5 separate regions of the Homo sapiens genome follow, and all the other regions are linked to region 1. Evidence: chromatin contacts called from ENCODE Hi-C or POLR2A ChIA-PET data. All regions are on one chromosome and are shown on one strand. Each heading gives the region's core, a stretch centred on a gene start or an enhancer-like site at or near the end of the contact. The rest is flanking DNA. Distances are from core to core; before and after follow the strand shown. Region 1 overlaps LOC124903499 (a long non-coding RNA gene). Region 2 overlaps MYO1E (myosin IE). Region 3 holds the start of CCNB2 (cyclin B2). Region 4 has its middle 18 kb from the start of SLTM. Region 5 overlaps SLTM (SAFB like transcription modulator).

Region 1 (2,552 bases), core at 40-2,539:
AGGGAGACCGACTGTCCCAGTTTACCCAACACTGCCCCAGTGTTAGCACTGAAAGTCCCACACCCAGGGGCACCCCTACTCCCAAGCAGACCAAAAGAAAAATATAGGCTTTCATTTCAGACTTGCTGCTCTAAGACCTTCATCTCTTCCCAATAGAAAAAAGCCAAATACTCCCCTATCTGATGAACCCCTCGAATCTCATGTATAAAAACCCTCCTTCGGTGTGAGTCTTTGCTGTGAGGTTAAGATTGTGCTTTGTATTTTAGGTGGAGGCAGGTATGATGTGTAGTAGATACACAAATGTATAGAGGCTGGTGAAGTTGCAGCGGGGAGCAGGTAGACCAGCTGTTTCAGGTAAACAGACAGGTCCTCAAGGAAGTCCCTCAGTTTATCATGCCAACCTCTTTGGACACCTTGAGGCCTCTGATGAGGCTGCTGGTGGCAGGGAAGCAGGAGAGAATCTGCTCCAGCTGACACAGGATGTGACTCTGGAACAGAGGCTGGAGGCTCCTGGAAGGGATATATTTAGCCCAGCTCTGTTAATAGCTGACCCCTTGGATTGCCTCAGGAATGTAGCAGGCAGAGTTCTTCATGGTGAAATAAGACGTACAGGCTTACAACTTGAAAAGAAAACTCTTCAAGGAATGACCTTACAAAGAATGACTCCACAGGGACCAGATGAAAATGTTAATGTTATTTTGTGCATTGCTTTCCTGAGCACTTTATATCCATTATATTCATTTCCTGTATTCTTTCATGTAATTGGTACAACCATAATTTAGCTTTTCTTCAGGGCAAGAGTTCTTTGTCAAGTTCATGTTCTCGGGCAGAGTCCTAACAAATCCTGCAGGTATACTACACCTGGTACCTGCCGACGCCTATTGAGGAGGAAAGCCACAGGATGTGGTAACATTCTCAAAAACAGAGATCTAGTTAGAATTACCTCCAAATCCTGCAAAGAATGAAACGGAGATGCTGACCATGGGAGCAATGTCCCACTGGGATGGCAGGGAGATCTCACGTGGTGCCTACCAGGGAGGGGGGTGGGGGGCGGAGTTGGGGGCGGGGGGAGCACGGGAGTTCCGAGTGCTGAAGACTGCAATGGGAACAGACAAGGAACAAGGCGACACAATGGCACAAACAATGCTAGAACAAGACATTTATTTATTGAATCTGAAGCAGGAGAACTGAAGACAGCTGAGAAATATGGTTGAGTTCCTAACTCGACAATGAATAAGCAGACTGTAATTTACAATTGCATGGGTGTTAGGCTGCCATGTGTTATGTAAATAGCTGTGGGTCCCTTTAAGAACAGAAATCCAGTGAGGACAAGGCCCTTTTGTGATACAGACTGGCTCTCCTGACTCAGACCTATCTTGTTTTGCAGGGAATAAAAGGAAGCCCACTTGGATAGAGCTGCCAGATAAACTAGAGGACACCCAGTTAAGTTTAAATGTCAGGTAAACAACAAACAAAATATATTTTTAATATAAGTGGGTCCCAAATATTGCATAGGACCTACTTATACTAAACATGTTATGTGTTGTTTATCTGAAATTCAAATTTAACTGGGCATCCTATTTGCCAAATCTGTAACCCTACACCTGGGATCAAAAAGGAAAAGATAATGAGAGGGGAAGGGAAGCATTGCCATTAAGGCAAAGGAACAGGCACTTGGAGCAACATCAGAAATGCCCAAGAATAGAGGAGAAGCTCAAACAGTCAGAGAGCGTAGGGGCATGGAGAAGAAATGCTGGCCTCAGTAGCAAAAGCTCCCAAGAACCCCTCCAAATAGCTTCAAAGTTTTTCAGCTCACCTTGTTCCTGTTTGAGTGAATGGCCAGGTATTGAAAATTATTTTATTGGCCTTGTTGGGGCATATAACATTCTTTTTTAAATAGTAGAAGGCTGGACTTTCAAACTTAACTGGGCATTCCTGGCAAAATTCGTCTGATTAAAGACCCACTCAAATGAAGTCAAAGTGGGCTGGCTGGTGGGCTGGGAGAGGGTAGAGAGGTGGAGTTATAAATCCAGAAGGATGAAGAGAACAGGAGGGGATGTAGAAAGCAGACCCTGATGGAATTCTGGAAGTGGGAGAGCAGATAGGTGGAAAGGAGACCACCACTCTCCAAGGAGAGCCTACCGAGCTGGCAGGGACTTGAGCTCAGAGGGGCCAGGCACCCAGATGAAAGGAGAGTGGCATTTATCTTGAGGTCCTTGTGCTAAAGAGTAGAAACCAGCAGCCCCCACTCCCTTCACCAGTGGCCGACTGTGAGTCCCTTGGTGAGGAGACTAGAGAGTTGTTCTCTGCAGAAACTGGAAGGTAGAGAGGCTTCAGTCTTGGGAACTCCAGGTATAGCAGAGCACAGAAGCAAGTCAGGTGGGCTGAAAACATTAGGAGCGATGGGATTGAACACGGGCAACTTCCTCTGCCCTGAACACACACTGAAGGCTCCAGCCCAGCCCCAGGCAGGGGAGAGGAAGGTTCCTCCCCAGAGAAAGGGAATGGCTGCAGAGAAGGAGCTGGAACTCCAGCTATAGCAGAGCACAGAA
Region 2 (2,552 bases), core at 37-2,536, 920 kb after region 1:
TTTTTGAGACAGAGTCTTGCTCTGTCGCCCAGGCTGGAGTGCAGTGGCCCAATCTCAGCTCACTGCAAGCTCTGCCTCCTGGGTTCACGCCATTCTCCCGCCTCAGCCTCCTGATTAGCTGGGACTACAGGCACCCACCACCATACCCAGCTAATTGTTTGTGTTTTTAGTGGAGACGGGGTTTCACCGTGTTAATCAGGATGGTCTTGATCTCCTGACCTCGTGATCCACCCACCTCGGCCTCCCAAAGTGCTGGGATTACAGGCGTGAGCCACCGCGCCCGGCCTGGATGAACTGTTAATAGGATTCTTGCCTAACCTCTTCCCTTTCCTTGAGAAACAGGAAAGATCTTTGACCTGAATTAAGACTTCTCAAAAGCTATGCTAATCGATGGCAAGATCCTGATTCCCACGCAGATCTCTCAGTGTTTCCTGGAGAATGATAATGATAGCTACCATGTGCACCAATACTGCAATGAAAGGGTAAAGAATCCAGTTGGGATGGTAATTAATTTAGTGAAATCTTCATGCTCTCTTCAGAACAACTGATTGAACCTAAAATAAACTGATAAAGACTTGCCTGAATTAACTTGAGGTGCTAATTACATCATTTGATTTTATCCATATTACATGATCCAAAATAAATTACAGAAAAAGTGCACTGAGGGATGAGAGAGAGGAAGGAAAGATAAACTCAGAATGTGAAAGCCAGGAAAGAAAGACCATAGTAATCCTACTTTTATAGATTGGTAAAGTCAAGGTGACTGTTTAGAACTTTGATGTATAGGAATTTTCATGTTTATGGAAAAAGTACAAACTTGGGATCCTAAAATTCCCTGCATGCTTCAACAGCCTCCTGTGGAATAAATGCAATTCATGTTTTCTTGGCAAATAGGAGAAGCTGTTAAATTTAGGTAACCATGGGGATCCATAAAATGCCACATCCAAAGTCTCTGGCCACATTAGATACTTTTAATTTTCACCTTTACATGTTTTAGAAAATAAATACTAAGAAAAGGCTGAGCCTTTTGCCCAAGGTACTATTTTGTAAGGAATGTTTGCACAGCAGATTTAAGGTTACAAAGAGGAGGCTGGCTAAGACACAGTGTGCCTACTAATTGTGTTTTACATACAAGGAAATCTTAATGCCTAGCAGACAGGTGTGAAGGTGTCCTCTCCTTCCGGCCTCATGGCCTGCCTCCAAGACAGCACCACGTGTACCCAGTCTTTAGGCTGGAGGGTGGCAAAGGGTGCCATAAGACTTAAATAGGGAACCACATGGCAGAGGGCTGGAAGGGAGCAGCCTTGGTTAAGACACAGTGTTCCTAAATTGCCTACTTTTGGCTGACAGATGCTCCCAGCTGGCTGATGTGCAAGTTTGCAACTTGCAAAGTAGGCTGGAAAGATGGTTTTGCTTGCCAAAACCAAAGTAAGTAGGCAGCTAGCACACAGAGCTAAGAGATTTGGTGCATTCTGTTGACTGCTTTTAATACCCTGCCTACTTTGAGGCATCAAACTGGGCCTAGGTGGGATTGTGACTTAGTGATGCTCACCCACCTGAAAGGTGTAGGTCTGGGTTAGAGAGCAAAAATCCCATAAACCTAACAGCACCCTTGCAATTCACCTTCACATGGAGGCTTCCCTGGCTTTATCAATCAGACTACAGGTGCCTTCAGACCAGTGGTTTTCAAAATGTGGTCCCTGGATCAGAGCATCACCTGGGAACGTGGTACAAATGCAAATTCTTAGGCCCTACCCCAGACCTACAGAATCAGAAACGCGGAAAGTGGGCCAGCAAGCTTTCCAGCGGATTCTACTGCACACTAGAGTTTGAGAACTACTGGTTTAGACCAAGCCAATCACGTGAACCACGGTCATGAGAGCTGGTGGGATATAGCTACTTACCCAAGACTGGGGGGTAGTGGAAGGGAAGAGGAGAGGGACACACACACACACACACACACACACACACACACACACACGCGCGCGCGCGCACGTGCACTTAGAGAGAGGTCTACATAAGGGCGGCATCCACTCTACTGATGGCTGTCTGTGTGATAAAACTAAGGTGCTTTCAGCTGGGCGCGGTGGCTCACGCCTGTAATCCCAGCTACTATGGGAGGACAAGGCAGGCAGATGACGAGGTCAAGAGATCGAGACCATCCTGGCCAACATGGTGAAACCCCATCTCTACAAAAAAAAACCAAAAAAATTAGCTGGGTGTGGTGGCACGCACCTGTAGTCCCAGCTACTCAGGAGGTTGACGCAGGACAGTCACTTGAACCCAGGACATGGAGGTTGCAGTGAGCTGAGATTGCACCACTGCACTCCAGCCTGGCAACAGAACAAGACTCCATCTCAAACAAACAAAAAACCCCCCCCAAAAAAACCAACTAAGGTGCTTTCATATTTGTAGCCCAAATGAAGTGAGATAAGACTTGCCAGGGCAAAAGGAATGCTGCTAGGAGAGAACATGGTAAAGCTCTTAAGAGCTCTGTGGTCTTTAGAAGGAAGCTGCCAAGGCAGGAAAAACATCAAATAATAGGGCATAAA
Region 3 (2,552 bases), core at 25-2,524, 880 kb after region 1:
ATGGGATCAAGGGATCCTCCTGCCCCAACACACGGCCCCCCGCCCCCCGCCCCCCGCCCCCCTCCCAGTACCTGGGACTACAGGTGCTCACCACTACACCCGGCTAATATTTGTATTTTTGTAGAGACGGGGTTTTGCCATGTTGCCCAGGCTGGTCTTGAACACCTGGGCTCAAATGATCTGCCCAACAGGCCTCCCAAAGTGCTGGGATTACAGGTGTGAGCCACTGCGCCCGGCCTTTTTTTCTGACTTTTTAATGATGGCCATTCTTGCAGGAGTAAGGTGGTATCTCCTTGTGGTATTAACTTGCATTTCTTCGATGATCAGTGATGTTGAGCATTTTTTCATGTATTTGTTGGCCATTTGAATATCTTTTGAGAAATATCTATTCATGTCCTTTGCCCATTTTTTGATGGCATTATTTTCTTTCTTGCTGATTTGAGTTCCTTCTAGATTCTGGACACTAGGCCTTTTTCCGATGCATAGTTTGCAAATATTTTCTCTTAATCTGTGGTTGTCTATTATTTCTTTTGATGTGCAGAAGCTTTTTAGTTTAATTAGGTCCCATTTATGTATTTTTGTTTTTGTTGCATTTGCTTTTGGGGTCTTAGACATGAATTCTTTGCTTGGGCTGATTATTAGACGAACATTTATTGAGCACCAACCATATACGACAAACGATGTACTAGGTGTTGGGAATACAATGGAGAACTTACATGAATCACCAGTCACACAAATCTCTTTTATCTTTTTTTTTTTTTTTTTGCCTTACTTGAGAATTTGGGTTTTTGAGTAAACGCCATTATTCTCTCTTTTTTTAAGCACACTTTTGCATCTCAACCACCTAACACACTGCATCCCTGAGCAACCCGGAGGGGCCGGTTCCTGCACCCAGGCCAACACAACTTAAACCCCAACACACCAGAAGAGGAATAAAGGCCAACCAACTTCCGCCCACCCACTACAAACGTCGAGAGAAATTCGTAGATGAGGCCTTGTCAAAATTCAGAGGCGTCCTACGTCTGCTTTCCCAATGAGACAGTTCCTTTTTGTTTGTCTCAGAGACTGGGGTTTTTTTTTTTTTAAAAGACTGTAGGCAGAAAAAACACCCCAACCGGCTGTTGTGACAATCAAACGTGTCTAAGAAAATTCAGCCAATGAGAGTGCGAGAGTGCATCTTGTGTTGGCCAATGAGAACAGCGACCCGTGCGCAGGGCCGCCCAATGGGGCGCAAGCGACGCGGTATTTGAATCCTGGAACAAGGCTACAGCGTCGAAGATCCCCAGCGCTGCGGGCTCGGAGAGCAGTCCTAACGGCGCCTCGTACGCTAGTGTCCTCCCTTTTCAGTCCGCGTCCCTCCCTGGGCCGGGCTGGCACTCTTGCCTTCCCCGTCCCTCATGGCGCTGCTCCGACGCCCGACGGTGAGTGTGCCCGGGGACCGCTCTCAGAGGCGAGTCCGTCGGCCCCACAGCTCCCCTGTCGCTTCTCTCATCTGCTCCGAGCTTCTCCGTCCCAACCGGGGCTGCTTTTCTCTTCTCCGGAGCTCACTGCTTCGCCCGCGTCCCTGGCCCTGCGGCCGGTCCTCTCCGGCCCGCCTTTCCCCGTCTGGATTCCGCCCTCCCCTAACCCCTCCCTGCCCCGGGGTGGGAGAAGTGTAGGAAAGCGCTTCCGAGATGGCGCCTGTCAAGTGAGCCCCCAGAGCACTAGGCCTAGTACTCAGCGAGCGATCCCCGAGTGCTCTTCATTGCTAGAGAGTTATCTACTTCCACGTTCCTGGGATTTCCCTCCCCCTTTCTTACAACTCCTTGCCAACTAAGGGACCTGTGATGGCGGCTGGGAGGAGGACTGGAAGGGTTCTGTAGGCAGTAAAGTGTACGGCGTGTTTCATCAGGCAACTGCCAGGCTGTTTTTCAGATTGTTCACATTTCTTTTTGTATGAGTTTCCCATTTATTTCGGCACGCTAAGTCTTCCATGCTACGTTCACTAATAAATGGGTTTGTCCCCTTAAAAAATTAATTTCTTTACTCAAATGTAACAGAGGTTTTTGAATATAATTTGGACCAATGTGGCAGACTGAGAGAAAAGGGTCCAAATTCATTTATTTCATCCTTGCAGAGATCAAAGTGTTATGGTGTTTTGGGTATTTTTCCTGTGGGCTTGAATTGTACCGGGACCTACTTTTTTCCTTTGCCGAAAGCTAGAGGGCCCTGACACACCTGAGTTCCATCATCTTGGCTATAAGGTTAGATAAAAGCTGCCAATTTTCCTATCCAGATGAATTTAAATTGAGTCACATTACCAGGCTTCTACCCATAAGCATTACATTTTCAAACACTTTTTCAGATTGGCAGTTGCTGCTGGAAGAAATTGAAGTGTGACTTTTGAGAATCCTAATAGATTGAATACATTTAGCATTTAATTAATATCCTTTTGTGGATCTAAGTCCAACTGACAAGTAATTTTTTATAATAATGTATTCTATAACGTTATTTAATAGTCAAAACCTTTCTGTTCAGGGAAGGCTTGAGTTTCCCTGGCCCCTCTCTCTGCC
Region 4 (2,552 bases), core at 26-2,525, 720 kb after region 1:
CCACCCCCCACCGATAGCTGGGACTACAGACACATGCCACTACACCCGTTTAATTTTTGTATTTTTTGTAGAGACGGGGTTTCACCATGTTGCCCAGGCTGGTCTTGACCTTCTGAGCTCAAGCCATCCGCCTGCCTCGGCTTCCCAAAGTGCTGAGATTATAGGAATGAGCCACTGCGCCCCACTGATATATTTTCTTAAGCATAACATTTTAAATAATAAACATACAAGGCCATTTTCTAGACAAAGCATTAAATATTTAAGATCTAAATCTTAAATTTTAAGATTTTTAATTAATTATCTCCAAACTTACTCTAAGCCGTTTGATGGTTATAAAGTCACACAACAATGGATGCGGAGATTTGTCATCTCAAGGGAGCAGAGATTTCTAGGTTGAAGAATATATGATAGAATAGTTACTTACTGCCACAGGTTCAAACTGGGATGTGGAACCTGAAGGCTACGTGCTCCCAGGATGATTCTACCTGATGCCCAGAAGGGAAGACTGTCCTTTCTTATTATTGGTATTGAATAGGTAACTCTAAGTCAACAGATTTTAGCTGAGATTTTTAATCAGCTGTCTTCTTTTTTTTGGTCTAATTCTGCTACAACTCTATTGCCATTTTAGTAATGGTATATTATTTTTAAATATTTTAATTTAAAACATAAAAATGTTCACCAATCTTTTGATGTATGATTGAACTAGTCTGGACGGAAGGGCTTGTCTAGGCTAGGTTCAAAGATTGGTGAGAATGATCACGTAAGTGATTCCTTATTCACGACCGAACCTGTACGAAAGCAGTGAACAAAATATTTACACGACCAAAGATATGAATAAATGTGGTTCCCCAAAGCCTACCTTTATTCTTCATGGTGGTACACCCAAAGGCCGACAGTCTGAGATGCCCTTGGAAATGAAAAATCTGCTAGGTCAGGAGTGCTAGAGCAGTAGGCTAGCTGCCTTTTATATCATTTAAAGCTGGAGCGAGGCAAGTGAGGCAACCACAGCCCTGCTTAAGAGTCTACCCTATTATTATATGAGGAAATCCCTATGGTGCCATAATTTAATACTCTGGATTACAGTTCATATGGCTTCAACAAGCCTATTTGAAGTTTCAGAGCGTCAGACCCAGCCATGGGTTTTCAAAGGAGAAAAGCCTTTTCTTTGAATTTTGGAACTCATATTTCTGGGGCTTCAGGAATATTTAATTAAATTACATAATTAGAGTAACGTATAACATGTACGACTGGAAAAACAGGTTTTGGAGCAAATCCATATGACTAATAGCAAGCAGGATACAGCCCAACTTCTGGCAGCAGAAGTACATGATTATGCTGGAAAATAGCCTACTAGTTGAAAGTGTTCAGTATGTCATGACTTTAGCCTATTTTACAAAGGGAATAGTGAGAATGTAGCTTACTACCATGCATTAAGTAAAAGGATGCAGGTCAAGAACATTTCTACTCTATGTAGGCATGTAAACAATATGAATTTGTTCTGTGTTAGAGTTTGGGAGGATCCCTCCATCTGTTCATATTTTTGTAATTACTTTGTAGAGCTGCCACATCCTTAAGGAGAAGTTCCTCAATTGTTATGCATTCTCCATTAATAACTTTAAGTGGACACTCGTGGCACAGATAATGCTATATGTTCACTTTTCTCTTCCTGGGTGCCTAGGCAGTTAGGTTGCAACCTTTCTAGAAGTTTGGCTGGTGAGCTGTGGGTGGAACTGATATTAGCCATTTTCAGGCCCTGGCCCTTAAAAACTTCTTGGGCTGGCTAGGTGCAGTGGCTCACACCTGTAATCACAGCATTTGGGGAAGCTGAGATGAGAGGATTGCTTGACTCCAGGACTCTGAGAACAATCTGGGCAACAATGAGACCCTGTCTCTACAAAAATAAAAAATTAGCTTGGTATAGAGGCACTATAGTCCCAGCTACTTGAGGCCAAGGCAAGAGGATTCCTTGAGCCTGGGAGGTGGAGACTGCAGTGAGCTGTGATTGTGCCATTGCACTCCAGTCTGGGTGACAGAGTGAGACCCTGTCTCAAAATCAAAACAAAAATGAAACCAAAAAAACTTCTTGGGCAACCTTCCTGTCTTATCTTTACTCCTGTTACCTTAGAGGCTTCATGATTTGGATGGTATAGCTACAGCATGGTGGAAGTCTTCCCGAACCACGAGAAGTGTCACAGGACTGAGAAATAAACTTTTGTGATATAAAGTCACTACAATTTGGAGGTTTGTCATTTGTGGCAGATAGTGTTGATTACTCTGAAAAATACAGTAACATACAGCATAATGTGAAAGGGAAATAAAAACTCAGAACCCCAATTCACTAGGCCAAAGGGAGAACAAATTAAGCTGAAAGCTGAGTCATGCAAGAAGCTGCCTTTCCTTTTGTTCATAAGCAGAGAGCTACAGATGAAAGACTCAGCATCTCCACTGGTAGCTACTCTATGTTCACCTTATCTTATGTGAAGTGCCAATTTACTGAGCATGAGACCAGTACATAATTGACCCTTCCCCTACCTGCTTCTTTTCTCTTGCAA
Region 5 (2,552 bases), core at 15-2,514, 650 kb after region 1:
ACTGATTTATATAAAGGGATGTGGGAAGCTTTTTTGAAAGAGCAGCATTTACCTTGAAGGGCTTTCCTAAAAGAGATGCCTTTAAAAAAGCCATAGGATTAGTGGTTAAGTCTCTAACATGTGAACAGCATGTGCTGCCCAGCTACTGAGGTGAAGAGTCTAAGCTAGATTTATTTCTGAAGAACAAAGACCAAAAGAATGCCTTTATAGCTCTATATCTAGTCAGTCACCTTGGGCTGAACTACAGAAAGAACTGGACGACTAACACCTAAAACGCTGAAAACAAAGACACATACACTTCCAGGTGTGGATTTTTATTTTCACAAAAAGACAACAATGTCTTCCCCACATACAAGTATTTACAAAACCCAACTGATTCACCCATCTAGAACCTGGGTTTTTTTCCACTTCTCAACATAGTTGGGAACATGGAAACATTAATACCCACACAATTCCCAGAGATGGAATTTATCCATCAAACAAACAGTGCAGATTACCTAAAAGTGCACTTACCTGCACAACTCGGTCTAAGAACCTTGTGAAACAAACCTCATGGCCAAGGTTTCATGAATCTATTTGGTTTCATACCATGCAAACCTGAACAAGTGTGCTGCTACACTAAACTGAAAATCGGTTCTCATTTTACAATTAAAAAGGTTCTCAACACTTTAGCAACTATACAGAATATGAAGGTTTATTTCAAAAAAGATTACATTTTTTTAAACCAGGATACACAGATGCACTTAATGTAACAGTACCTTCTGCAAAAATAGGTTACATAATACTCAGAAATGCAATGAACAATCTTATTCTCTAAAAATTAGACAGCTAAGACTTCTTAAGTGTAGACAGCCTTCAAAATGGAGGCTGAAAATGCTTGGTAAAAAGAAGTAACTCTAGAGCCAGACACCACAGAGCTAAGGCTGCAAATTAAACCACTACCACACAGCTGCAAACTACTCTTTATATTCACACAGCGTTAAACAAAACGACTTCAATTCCATCTTTTCAAATGTGCCTCGGTGCTGCAAGAAAAAAAGTTGAATGATACACAAAACTATTAAAAGTTACAACAGAACTATTTAAACATCTTCTCCAAAATTGAGAAAAGCAATCATGTTAAATTTTTAAAAAGAAAAGTCTGACAGAACTCTCAAGCAAGTCAGAGGTCCTCTTCATAAGTAGTCAAGTAAAGTTTACAGGAGATTTCAATAAATTATCTTAAAACCTTGGCAGAGAGCTCATTTTCAGAATCGTCGCGGAGGTCCACCCTTAAATGGCTTAAATCCGGAGCCACTTCCTCTTGGCATGGAATTGCCACTGATTTGTACAATTCTATTAATTGGGGATGCGTTACTGAAAAAGGTTTAAAAGAAAAAAACATCAGAGAACAAAGAACAAATCATCACTGCAAATACCAGGCACTGTTCTTGGTACTTTATCCAAAATAAATCATTTACTCTTTTCAACAGTCCCGTGAGGTCTGAACCATTGCTAACCCCACTTTACTGAAGAAACAGATCTGGAGGTTGAGGAACTCTTCCAAGGTCACAGAGCTAATAAAATGGTGAAGCAGAGATTTGAACTTGGGCAATCTCACTTTGAAGCCCCATTACTTCAGAAGCCAGTTGTGGATCTGCACGTGGACTACAGCAGCAGATCTCTTAAGTGTGGACCCCAAACCAGCAGCAGCAGCACCAGCTGGGTGCCTGTTAGAAATGCAAATTCTCACCCCCATCTCAGACCACAGAGAAAGAAACTGAGGGTGGGACTCCCAGCAACCTGTGCTTTTCTTTGTTTGTTCTTTTAAATATATATATTTTTAGACAGGGCCTCACTCACTTCACCGAGGCTGGAGTGCAGTGGCACATTCATGGCTCACTGCAGCAGCCTTGACTTCCTGGGCTCAGGTGATTCTCCCACTTCAGCCAGCCACCAGAGTAGCTAGGACTACAGGCAAGTGCCGCCATGCTCAGCTAATTTTTTTTATTTTTCTTAGAGACAGGGTTGCGCCATGTTGGCCAGGCTGGTCTTGAACTCCTGGGCTCAAAAGATCTGCCAGCCTTGGCCTCCCAAAGTACTGAAATTACAGGCAGGAGCCACCACGCCCGGCCAACCTGTGTTTTAACAAGCCCTCCAGGTGATTCTGTTGTTTGCTAAAGCTTGTGAACTAAATTATAGAAGTCATTTAAGAATATTTCTGGAATCTTTATGTGTAATGCAACAGAGCAGATGTTAGTAACACAAAAAAGCAGACCCCCTCCCCCGACAAAAAACCTTTAACAGGCCGGGCGCAGTGGCTCACGCCTGTAATCCCAGCACTTTGGGAGGCCGAGGCGGGCGGATCAAGGAGAATTGCCTGAACCCGGGAGGCAGAGGTTGCAGTGAGCTGAGATCATGCCAATGCACCCCAGCCTGGGTGTCACAGCGAGACTCCATCTCAAAAAAGAAAAAACTTTAACAAACCAGGAGATAAAAATCTACAGTGAAGGCCGGGTGTGGTGGTTCACACCTATAATACCAGCACTTCGGGAGGCTGAAGCTGGAGGATC

What was found. Hi-C counts contacts between places; a loop is a spot of excess contacts on that map. ChIA-PET counts read pairs that join two places held with the same protein, here RNA polymerase II (POLR2A). Pooled maps may share reads with other maps.
Region 2: a map of K562 shows a loop between it and region 1 (2.7-fold over the local background). The contact joins two enhancer-like sites. A Hi-C loop is called at or near these places in 1 of 168 maps with a recorded cell type or tissue (K562). POLR2A ChIA-PET finds 5 or more read pairs at or near these places in 1 of 52 experiments (HCT116).
Region 3: a map of mammary epithelial cell shows a loop between it and region 1 (4-fold over the local background). The contact joins the promoter of CCNB2 here to the enhancer-like site in region 1. A Hi-C loop is called at or near these places in 3 of 168 maps with a recorded cell type or tissue (Calu3, MCF 10A and mammary epithelial cell), 2 of 37 single-sample maps with no recorded cell type and 6 of 50 pooled maps.
Region 4: a map of heart left ventricle shows a loop between it and region 1 (4-fold over the local background). The contact joins two enhancer-like sites. A Hi-C loop is called at or near these places in 11 of 168 maps with a recorded cell type or tissue (A673, CD4-positive, alpha-beta T cell, CD4-positive, alpha-beta memory T cell and 7 more), 17 of 37 single-sample maps with no recorded cell type and 19 of 50 pooled maps.
Region 5: a loop to region 1 is called in a map of endothelial cell of umbilical vein, with 6 times the contacts of the local background. The contact joins two enhancer-like sites. A Hi-C loop is called at or near these places in 8 of 168 maps with a recorded cell type or tissue (A673, CD4-positive, alpha-beta memory T cell, GM12878 and 5 more), 14 of 37 single-sample maps with no recorded cell type and 13 of 50 pooled maps. POLR2A ChIA-PET finds 5 or more read pairs at or near these places in 2 of 52 experiments (AG04450 and Panc1).

The regions. Positions count from the first base shown.
Region 1 is chr15:58,228,367-58,230,918 of GRCh38, forward strand. All of the region lies in intron 1 of LOC124903499 (a long non-coding RNA gene), which reads left to right. Among named protein-coding and RNA genes, the nearest start is that of AQP9, 91 kb to the left of the region's middle. Within about 2 kb of position 1,290, at least 3 of the 41 ENCODE cell types and tissues checked have a DNase peak (open chromatin) inside an H3K27ac peak, as active enhancers do; they include mammary epithelial cell, where a contact is called at or near this core.
Region 2 is chr15:59,149,070-59,151,621 of GRCh38, forward strand. The region is part of intron 26 of MYO1E (myosin IE); the gene reads right to left. Among named protein-coding and RNA genes, the nearest start is that of MIR2116, 21 kb to the right of the region's middle. Within about 2 kb of position 1,287, at least 3 of the 41 ENCODE cell types and tissues checked have a DNase peak (open chromatin) inside an H3K27ac peak, as active enhancers do.
Region 3 is chr15:59,103,872-59,106,423 of GRCh38, forward strand. CCNB2 (cyclin B2) reads left to right here and starts at 1,275. Exons shown (of 9, transcript NM_004701.4): 1 at 1,275-1,421. The coding sequence starts at 1,398. RefSeq lists an enhancer at 798-1,087.
Region 4 is chr15:58,950,561-58,953,112 of GRCh38, forward strand. No RefSeq gene overlaps it. Among named protein-coding and RNA genes, the nearest start is that of SLTM, 18 kb to the left of the region's middle. Within about 2 kb of position 1,276, at least 2 of the 41 ENCODE cell types and tissues checked have a DNase peak (open chromatin) inside an H3K27ac peak, as active enhancers do.
Region 5 is chr15:58,878,752-58,881,303 of GRCh38, forward strand. It overlaps SLTM (SAFB like transcription modulator), which reads right to left. Exons shown (of 21, transcript NM_024755.4): 21 at 299-1,356. The coding sequence ends at 1,248. Among named protein-coding and RNA genes, the nearest start is that of SLTM, 54 kb to the right of the region's middle. RefSeq lists an enhancer at 1,778-1,867. Within about 2 kb of position 1,265, at least 2 of the 41 ENCODE cell types and tissues checked have a DNase peak (open chromatin) inside an H3K27ac peak, as active enhancers do.